Linked DNA regions of Homo sapiens: region 1 is linked to region 2. The links are chromatin contacts, found by Hi-C in ENCODE. All regions are on one chromosome and are shown on one strand. Each heading gives the region's core, a stretch centred on a gene start or an enhancer-like site at or near the end of the contact. The rest is flanking DNA. Distances are from core to core; before and after follow the strand shown.

The links. Hi-C counts contacts between places; a loop is a spot of excess contacts on that map. Pooled maps may share reads with other maps.
Region 1: a pooled map shows a loop between it and region 2 (4-fold over the local background). The contact joins the enhancer-like site here to the promoter of LYPLAL1 in region 2. A Hi-C loop is called at or near these places in 2 of 37 single-sample maps with no recorded cell type and 3 of 50 pooled maps.

What each region holds. Positions count from the first base shown.
Region 1 is chr1:220,217,107-220,222,162 of GRCh38, reverse strand. All of the region lies in intron 2 of RAB3GAP2 (RAB3 GTPase activating non-catalytic protein subunit 2), which reads left to right. Among named protein-coding and RNA genes, the nearest start is that of SNORA36B, 19 kb to the right of the region's middle. RefSeq lists enhancers at 1,583-1,652, 2,013-2,062 and a silencer at 2,213-2,292. Within about 2 kb of position 2,167, at least 2 of the 41 ENCODE cell types and tissues checked have a DNase peak (open chromatin) inside an H3K27ac peak, as active enhancers do.
Region 2 is chr1:219,170,077-219,175,135 of GRCh38, reverse strand. It overlaps LYPLAL1 (lysophospholipase like 1), which reads right to left and starts at 1,258. Exons shown (of 5, transcript NM_138794.5): 1 at 1,155-1,258. The coding sequence starts at 1,245. It overlaps LYPLAL1-DT (LYPLAL1 divergent transcript), which reads left to right and starts at 1,348. Exons shown (of 5, transcript NR_038845.1): 1 at 1,348-1,666. RefSeq lists enhancers at 968-1,297, 1,378-1,427.

The DNA.
Region 1 (5,056 bases), core at 918-3,417, 1.0 Mb before region 2:
CAAAATTGCTGAAGCACTATGTGTCTTGCTTTAAAAGTATAGATGAATATTTTATTTCTATGGCTTAGGCAGAAAGCTGCTGAGAATTACAGAGAATGTGCTGACAGCCCTTAGATTACACTGGATCTTACTGGTACCACTAAAATGTGTAAATATCTGTGAAAGTTAGCAAAATGACAGTAACAACATAAATTGCAAATGATGGACTTATCGTACTAAAGTTGAAAGCTTTGAAAAACCACTCCTGGCTACTTCAGTGACTACGTAAGTACTACAATAGCTGAAAAACCAAAAAACACTGGCCACTGTGTTTACCCAGTAATTACCAGTCCCTATAATGCCAGCTATAGTTGAAAGACTGATTTAATTACTACAATTTTATTGTCTGCCTGCATTGTGTGCTTAAAATCAAAAGAAAGAAAATTTTTAAAGTATATGCTCTATCCCATATTGCGTTGTTTAGAAAGAATTCCTTTCCATAATGCACATTAGTGGCTTCTGTATTTTTGTAGATTAAGAAAACTTTTTTACTGGTCTTAATTCAAAAAAAATTCTTGAAGTTTAGGCCATACTAAAATATAATTATAGATTCCCTCCCCTCAACAACTAGGATTATGTTTTATAGGTGCATTCATTCATTCATTCATTTTTGCCTTTATAAAAGCAAGTTTTATTGTTATTTACCATAGTAGTGTCAGAAAGAGGAACAGATTAGCTCAGTCCAACATGATTGGCAGCTGGCAAAATCTAGTGAAGCAGGTGTTCTGATTGCTTTAATTTGGGGGATTTAATTTGGTTGCTTTTAATACTTAGCCATCTAACACTTCAAACGTAATGCAGAATAAATATTTCATCTCCTTCCTTTTTACTTTAACACCACACCCACCTCACTTCAATATGGAAATATCTTCATTAAATATGATTTCCAAAAGAACAAGTTCCCTGGAGAATATAGCCATGAGGACAGTGCATAAAAAGAAAAACTCGAAATAAAACCCTGTATGATAATTTTCTATTCTAAGAAAACAAAAGTTTCCAGTATATGAAGAAATAAACCCAGTCTCAGATGCACTAATATGTCTGTGAGAAGCGGTTGTGGTATAATAACTGAAAACTGCCAGCTATTTTCAAGATACTCAAGTGGTAATGGTGCACCTAGCCCAGCAGCAGCCCTCAGAAGAAGCCAGGGTGCTCTCTCCACGTAGGCCAGTGTGTTAGTCCATTTTCATGCTGCTGATAAAGACATACCTGAGACTGGGCAATTTACAAAAGAAAGAGGTTTATTGGACTTACACTTCCACGTGGCTGGGGAGGCCTCACAATCATGGTGGAAGGTGAAAGCCATGTCTCACATGGCGACAGACAAGAGAAGAGAGCTTGTGCAGGGAAACTCCCCTTTTTAAAACCATCGGAACTTGTGAGACTCATTCACTATCAGAACAGGGCAGGAGAGACCCACCTCCATAATTCAGTTACCTCCCACCGGCTTCTTCCCACAACACGTGGGAATTGTGGGAATTACAATTCAAAATGAAATTTGAGTGGGGACACAGCCAAACCATATCAGCCAGGTACAAAAAATCCATCTTCAGCTTTTGCCTCCTAAAGCTGTCCCATGGTTGGGCTGCACTGTCTTATCCACAAACGGGACAGAGGCCTTTTCAGCAGCAAGCTGGATCCTACTCGTGATGATGCACATGGACTGAGCCACTGGAATACCAGGTGGCACCAAGGACTTCTACTTATCAGGGTCAGCGGTCTGAGAGCCTGGACTTTTTCATAATTGCTGGAACTGGCTGGGCTATTTTGTGCGGATCTTCGGGGACTCCACTCACCTGCGTTCCAGGAGCGAGACTCTCTGAACACCCACTTCACAGTGGCAGGGAAGGGACGGGCTGGCTCTCAGAGCCATGGAGCTTAGCGCAGCCACCACAACGACGATGATGGGGGAGACTGCAGGCAAATTCAGTGTCAACTTTAGTAACAGGGTGGGGGAGGCAAGTTTTGGTGGAAAACCCAAGGTCCCTGGTGGAGCACCTTTAAGCAGTGAGGTGCTTTTTTTGTTTTACATTTCAGGCGTGGCTTGGGAAATTACCTTGTCAAATGATATTATTTTTGGATCACTAGCTTCAAAGGGGCAGTGTTAGAGACTGTGGGCCCCATTATTGGGGAAGTTTTCCAAAACGCTAATTAGTAGGCAAATGCCCTTATGACACAAAACAAAATGATGAGCTTGCATCTTGTCAGCCACTGAATGTGTGCTGATGCTCTATTAGGCTTCCCAGAGCATTGTTGTTTACAGCCCTATTTCTTGCCTGAGCTTTCTGGAACTGGCGCTGGAAATCATATTTTGTTGTAAAACCTAATACTAGCTCATTGTGATCCAGCCTAGAGAGGGCATTTCCTAATCTCCACTATACCAATATTTTCATCAAGTTATTTGTGCTTAGACTTGAGACTTCCCTGAAAAATCTGGCACTGGAGTCACTTCAGATGGACTCACACTCTTTATTCTTGGTTTGTATTTCTGCAGCCCTTCTGGAGCAATACTGTGGCAGTGTTGTACAGGATACATTAAAGCAGAGAGAGAGAGATATGAGAACATCGAGGGTCTAGTCTTTCTCATGGATTCTGACCCACAGGCCATTTCCTCATTCTTCCTCAGACCCCTGATTTTAGAAGTGAAGGACCAGAGTTCCTCTGTAAATTGTCCAGGGACTGTGTGAATGTATGTTGCTTTAAATGTATTATCTATAGTATTGGCATGGTTAGTGAAAATCCACTTATTCTTTTTAGAGCTTGATTTCTTTTCTGGAAAAGGAGGAATTTCACTCAAATGATCCCTGTAGTTCCTTCTGTTTCTGTTAAGATTGAATCATCCTGTCAGTTGGCTTCAAGAGGATTATGACATGTGTAAGAAGGAGATTGTTGATCTGTACAGACAAGCAGTTCTAGGATCTTTGCTTACATTGTCTTGCACTTAGTACTACAGTTTCTTAATTTGTAGATTTATTAAAAGAAATTTGATTTACCTGAGGATTTCTCCCATCCACACCTCCAGCAGTTTTCTGTTTTGAATTTGCTTCATAATATGGTAAAATTTACTCTGGCTGGGGGCAAAATATTATAGCTAAGCTTAAAACAATACATTTTTACCTCTTTATAATTTTAAGGATATTATTTGGTTTGGGTTATTGTCATTAGAGGCTTTTTGTCCTTGTATTGAATCTGATATGTTGAATACTGTGCCTTAGTCACAAAGAAGTTACTTTAGAATTACATGTGACCAGGAGCTTGCAGTTGGAATAGGTATACAGCTGCTCCCCCGTGTGGTTGTGGATCCAAAGAGCTTGTGGAGCTTGTATTAAGAGCACAACACCATTGCATTTTGTGACAAGTTAGCATCGTTCTTTTTTTTTTTTAAATTATACTTTAAGTTCTAGGGTACATGTGCACAACGTGCAGGTTTGTTACATATGTATACATGTGCCATTTTGGTGTGCTGCACCCATTAACTCGTCATTTACATTAGATATATCTCCTAATGCTATCCCTCCCCTGACTCCACACCCCACGACAGGCCCTGGTGTGTGATGTTCCCCACCCTGTGTCCAAGTGTTCTCATTGTTCAATTCCCATCTATGAGTGAGAATGTGCAGTGTTTGGTTTTCTGTCCTTGCGATAGTTTGCTCAGAATGATGTGACAAGTTAGCATCATTCTTGAGAAGCACAACTAAAAGTTTAGATCTAGAATTTTATGGCACTTCAAACTCTAATGATGATATAATAATATTATCGTATTTTCTAACCTATTTTTATAATATGTAATGCTCAGTTGTACATATCCAACTTTACCATGGCAAACTGGGAGGATATATTTTTAGTACCACAGTAACAGAGAAAGTTGGAGAAGTAGAAAGGACATAGAAAATAAACTGCAGTAAAGAATGATGGAAGATTTTGGCTTTTTGCTTCTTTATTCCCCCGTCTTCAGTGGATGAAACCGGAATAAAAATCCACATCAAGTTTTATTCTCAAGTTTCATGTAAATAAAAATGTACATGTATAAGATGGCTAAGCAGGTTAGGGATATCATAATTGATTATGGAATCATTTTTCTGAATTTGCTTCCAAGCAAGTGACATCTATTTCCAATGCTTTTGTCATGGGTAGTCCTTTTGGGACAAAATTCATGTTTGCTTCTGAGATCACTTATAGTCCATTTGTTGGGGTAGCAGCAGCTTGATCATAATCTGACACCGAGTTTTAGGCCCAACTAAGAAGACTATGATACAGTGGTATTCTGTTCTTATATCTCTTTAACTTGTACTTACCATGAATATGTCAGCCAGAATCTTGAACTATTAAATCTTAGTATTACTTAAGAAAAAACATTACTAAGGACTGAATATACTAGCTTTAGGTTGATTGTTCATTGTTATACAGTTTCAGGTGTAAGAATAGATAATATATTATTTAAGAGATAGGGAATGCTGTTATTTACTCCTATATTCTATTAGTGGACTGTGCTACATGTGGAGGTGAAAAATAATATAAGCCATAGGCTTTGCCAACAGAGGGCGTCTCATCTAGTGTGGGAGAAATGCAGTCACAGAATAAACAGGTAGCAGGGAGTAGTAAGACTTTTAATTGCAGTAAGTTTGAAAGAAGGTTAGGAGTCAGGATAGGATGGGTTTGCCAGAGGAACTGGAACTTCTGATGGAAAAACAGAAAGGAGAGGGAAAGTATTTTTAAAGGAGTTCTTGAAGAAATACCTCAAGAATACTCTGGCTCACATATTCAAATACAGTGGTCATCTTGTAGCTGTAAATCGACTCAAAGAACTACAGAAAGATTAGGCCGGAATAAAGTGACAATACAGTAGTTCTTTTGGAGAAAAGGGTTTTCACTGAATATGAGATTAGAGTCAAATCTCAAGTAAAGACAAGCTTCCAAAGAGCTAGTACAGCTACCCACAGAGATGAGCAGGGTGATAGAGTGGAAAGACCACCTGAATTAGGAATTAGGAAGCCTAGATTTTAGTTTGGGCTCTGAC
Region 2 (5,059 bases), core at 9-2,508:
ACCTGTCTGGCCTCATTTTCAAAATAAAGAGAATACCTCCCACAATTGCCCTTTTCCAGGTCTCTGCCCAGTACCTTTCCAATTCCCTTCCAATCACCGTCCCATTTAAGCCTACCCGTCTCGGCTCAAAGACCACTTTCTTCGAAAAGTCTGACAAGCTTTTCATCTTCCAAATGCCTTAATAATGCCTAACCACATTTTTTTCTCTTACAATTCACTTGGCAGGAAACCATGCACCGTCTTGTGATCTTCCATGCACTGCTGACTCAAACTAATTGGATTGTTTTTGTTTTTAACTTTAGGTAGGCCCCCTGAGGACACCGGCTGCATCTCATTTCTTTAAAAAACATTTCCTGAGAGCTTACCCTGGGCCAAGCACTGGGGGTGCAAAGGTTGACACAAGGGCCCTTACTCTCATAATCCAGTGGGAAGTTCACAATCCAGTGGGGAAGACAGACAAAAGTGATTACAGATGAGTGTTAAGTAACGATACAGCATTAAGCACACGTTACTAAGGGCAGGTAGTGGAAGATGCCTGTCCCTGGGGGTCCTGCCCCTGTAGTCTATCTTGGAAGTTTAATGACACAGGCGGGAAAGGGAAAGGAAGGAAAGAGAAGCAGCAAAAAGGAAAGTGAGAGAAAGCACTCCAGCCATGGCACAGTGGCTTACAGAAAAGAGATAATCTGTAAACAGTATCTAAGTTAACTGTGAATCTCAATTGTCTACATTAGTATGGGAGCCTGGAAAAAGCAATGGGCAATTACGACTGAAAAATCACTAGTAGCTGATAATGAAAAACACTAAATAATTTCCCTCTAGCAGAAGACTTACCTTACTAACTTGCTCTGTTTAAACTTGGGGCGAGGAATGGGGAGGTGTGTTGTGGGGATGGAGGGCTGGCTGAGCGGCGGGACACAAGGCCCCAAAGCGAGGGTGGTGGACCAGTGACCGCCCGATAGAAAGAGGAAGACTAACGGGGGAGGCTGGGGGCAGGTGGCGCTGCCCGTGCATCTACAGCCGGGGCTGGCGACGGGGGAGCCACCCACTGGGCCCTATTTGGGCCCGGCGACACCTCCACTTGGGCAATACTGGGGTAACCGAGGGGAGGATGTTTCCCGAGCTGTAGAAAACCAGGACGTAAAATTGAAATCCACCTGAGCCATGCAGGAAGATCAGAGAGGCGCTATGCCTCCCTGCCGGCGACACGATACAGCGCTGCAGAACCGACCCCGACGCAGCCGCCATCGCTGATGCCACTGCCAGTCATGCGGTTCCGCCCCTGCGTTGCCGCGCGGGGCCGCGCACGCAAATACGCAGGCACGCGCGGGAGCACGCCCGGGAGCGCGCATGCGCAGCGCTGCTGGCCCGCTCTCTGAGGAGCTTTCAATACTTTGGGGTCAAGTTTGAGGCAGTTGTAACTGTACTGAGTTTAGTTTTGCTAATAATGGTATTCTACGTGTGTCAGCCTCGTGTGGACTTCTGTAATGACTAATGGATATGTTTATATCCTGAGCATTTGCTGTAGGAATTTTAAATGCAATCCCAAAACTCAAGATTACCTTATTTGGAGAAATATTCGTGTTACTATGTTTAAAATTTAATAGAACCATATTTTACCTTTCACTTTGGGACTCGCACAGGATGTTTGCAGCTCTTGATATACAGGGTAAGCGAAGCATATAATAATAAGTTCTCTTCGTGTCTCTTATTTTTAATAAATAGTTTACAAAGCAAATCTAATTTAATGAGATTCTGCTTTATATACCCATTAGAATGGCTCTTATCAAAAAAACAGAAAATAAGTATTAGTAAAGATGTGTAGAAATTAGAAACCTTGTGCATAGCTGATCAGAATGTAAAATGATGTTGCGGCAATAGAAATAATTTGGTGGCTCCTCAACAAGTTAAACATTGACTTAGCATAGGTACTAGCAGTTCCACTTCTAGGTATATACCCAAAAGAGATGAAAGCAGGGACTCAAACAAATACTTGTACTTCAGTGTTCTGTAGCAGCATTATTCACAAGTACCAAAAAGTGGAAACAACTCAAATGTTCATCTACAGATGGAGAGATAAACCAAATGTGCTATGTACATATTGGAATGGAATATTATTCAGCCTGTAAAAAGAATGTGATTCGGATACATGCTACAACATGGATGAACCTTGAAAACATTATGCCGAGTGAAGCCAGACACAAAAGGACAAATAATTGTATGATTCCACTTACATGAGATATCTAGAATTGGCAAATGCATAGGGACAGAAAGTGAAATTAGAGGTTACCAGGGACTAAGGGAAGAGGGAGTTGGGAGGTTGTTGTTTAATGAGTACAAGAGTTTCTGCTTAGATAGTGAAACATTTTTAAAAATGGACAGTGATGATGGTTGTACAACAGTGTTAATAACTGCCAGTGAACTATACACCTAGTAAATTTTATGTGTATTTTACCATAATTTTAAAAATACTAAGAAATGGAATTATTTCCTGTATAAAGTCCAAAACATAGGTATCTTTTAATACTGAAGGCAGTGGCCCCAGCAGGTTGCTCTTGCCTCATGTAAAATTCAACAAAATAACCCAGTAAAAGCTTAAGTACCATTAAACACTGGCCTTCCATTCATTGTAGTCTGCATTACATTTTAGCAATTACAACTTACCTTTTATTTGTTCCAGGTAATCACCCTACTTACAGGTAAGTAAACTGTTTACTATCAACATTAGTTGCCAAAATCAGCTCTAAGCTATCATGGTGTTATATTAATAACAATACCATCAACAAGAATGGTCCTACATGCCATTAGTTAACCAAATCAAAAAGAAATTCTGAGTCATTTCTCCAAAGCCCATAGATCTGCAGCAGAGAGTTGTATAAGTGAAGTCCCTGAGGAGGACAAACTAGGGTAGGCTGAGCTCTGATAGCCAATTCTTAAAAGAAAAACCTCTGTCTTTTGACCTGCCTTCCCCGTATGAGTTCTAGATAACCTTCCCTAGCCAGGTGAGAAGAGGGCAGTGCTACTAGGAAAGACCACTTGGAGATATACAGGGAAGGCTTTAAGTTCTACTCTTAGAACTCCATTTACTACCTGAAAATCTTACTGTACACCACCCCACGCTTTTGAGACAGCAAAAAATCAGAATATAATTATTTAAGAGTAATGATTATTAATAATAATAAGCAACTAATATTCATGGGATTCAGTAGGTGCCAAAAACTGTCATAAATTAATTCCAATAAAACTCAGTACTATTACTATCTGCTTTTGTCAATGAGGCTCAAAGAGGTAAGGAACCTGGCTCAAAGTCATAGTGCCAGTCAATTGTAGAACCTGGATTCACATGCTGGGCTTGACTCCAGAGCATAGGTTCTTAACTATTACCCACATTTACACATGAGTGCACAGAAATGAAGCAAGGGCATGTCGCAACTCTTATTTCAAAAACAAAAGTCTGGAATTTGTATTGTGGCCCTTTAGAGTCTCTATTTATTAGGTGTTCCTGTGCTTCTTTAGTTTTTCCCAAGTCTACTGCTATTAGTTCCTGATTTGTTCTTCCAACTATTCTACCAGTTTAAACAGGTAGATAAGCAGGTGGTAAATACCAGAAGCAACCTTCTGTATTCTGAATTTCACTGAGAACTCCAGCCTTCCCAGATTCATTATTAGAATGAGCCAGATTCTTCCACACTTAACCAAAGTGCTATTTTATTTCCAGTGATTTAAATGCTTAGCTATTGTTGCTATTCCTTTCATCTGTATTTGTTTATAGGACAAGCAAAGGTTTTAGATTACCTATATTTAGAGATCCCATCTGGTAGGCAAACTGTTGAACAAAAATGTTTTGTTCCTTTCATGTTACTGTACTACTTTGAAATGTAATTAAGTTTCAAGATGACTATTTGCTTTTGTGGTGGATCTTTTGCCCTATTGAAGGTGGGGGAATATTATCACTGGAAGATTCCTATTCATACATTCTTTTACTCTTTATATAGCTCCTAATTATTTTTTGTTGCTACTCATTTGCTTTCTGCCAATCTATATGCACCTCCTTTTGGTAACTTCAGTTCTAAACTTAAAAAAGCAAGTAAACAAAATAAAAGAAAAAGAAAAAGTTCTCCTGTTTTGCAGGGTTTCAATATCAATTAGGATCTAACGATATAAATGGCAAAGTCGGAGTTTAGTTTACTGTTCTTCAGTGTGTTGAGAAATGCTTTAGGCCACACTTAGTTTTCAAAACAGAAAAGCAATTGAAAGTTCAGCCATTAAGATTAGTATATTTTGCCTGGGTGCAGTGGCTTACTGTAATCCCAGCACTTTGGGAGGCCAAGGCAGGCGGTTCACTTCAGGCCAGGAGTTTAAGACCAGCCTGGCCAACATGGCGAAACCCCATCTGTACTAAAAATACAAAAAAACTTAGCCGAGCATCATGGCGCATGCCTGTAATCCCAGCTACTCCGGTGGCTGAGACACAATAATTGATTGAACCCCGAGGCAGAGGTTGCAGTGAGCCAAGATCTCACCACTGAACTCCAGCCTGGGTGACAGAGCAAGACTCTGTCTCAAAAAAGAAACAAAAACAATGAACAAGATTAGTATACTTGGTATTTTCAAATGATAACAGTTAAATGAAGTTGCATTTGTCACGCAGACAGTACACAGTTTCCCGTTTGTTGTTTGGCTCATTCTTAAGCATCAAACCATATCCTCTCTATTGGTTAGTTTTCATCTGTTGCATCATTCAGAGAGAGAGAAACACACACACACACACACACACACACACACACACACATATATATATAAACAATATATACACATTGCACAAAATGCTTCAGCTTCAGCTTTAGGTAATTTAACATTTTGTCATAGATAAATAAAATGATTTCTTTTATGCATTCCCCCTGTCCATTCATGAAAGAAAAACTAGAAACAAACTTAAAGGTCCTGAATTCTTACAAAACAGCAAAACTATACTTTTTATAAATGAGATTATAAACTTTAACATAATCATTGCCTCAGTTCTGGGGACCTTAATCTTTTTCAGTCCAGTCTTTCCAGATAC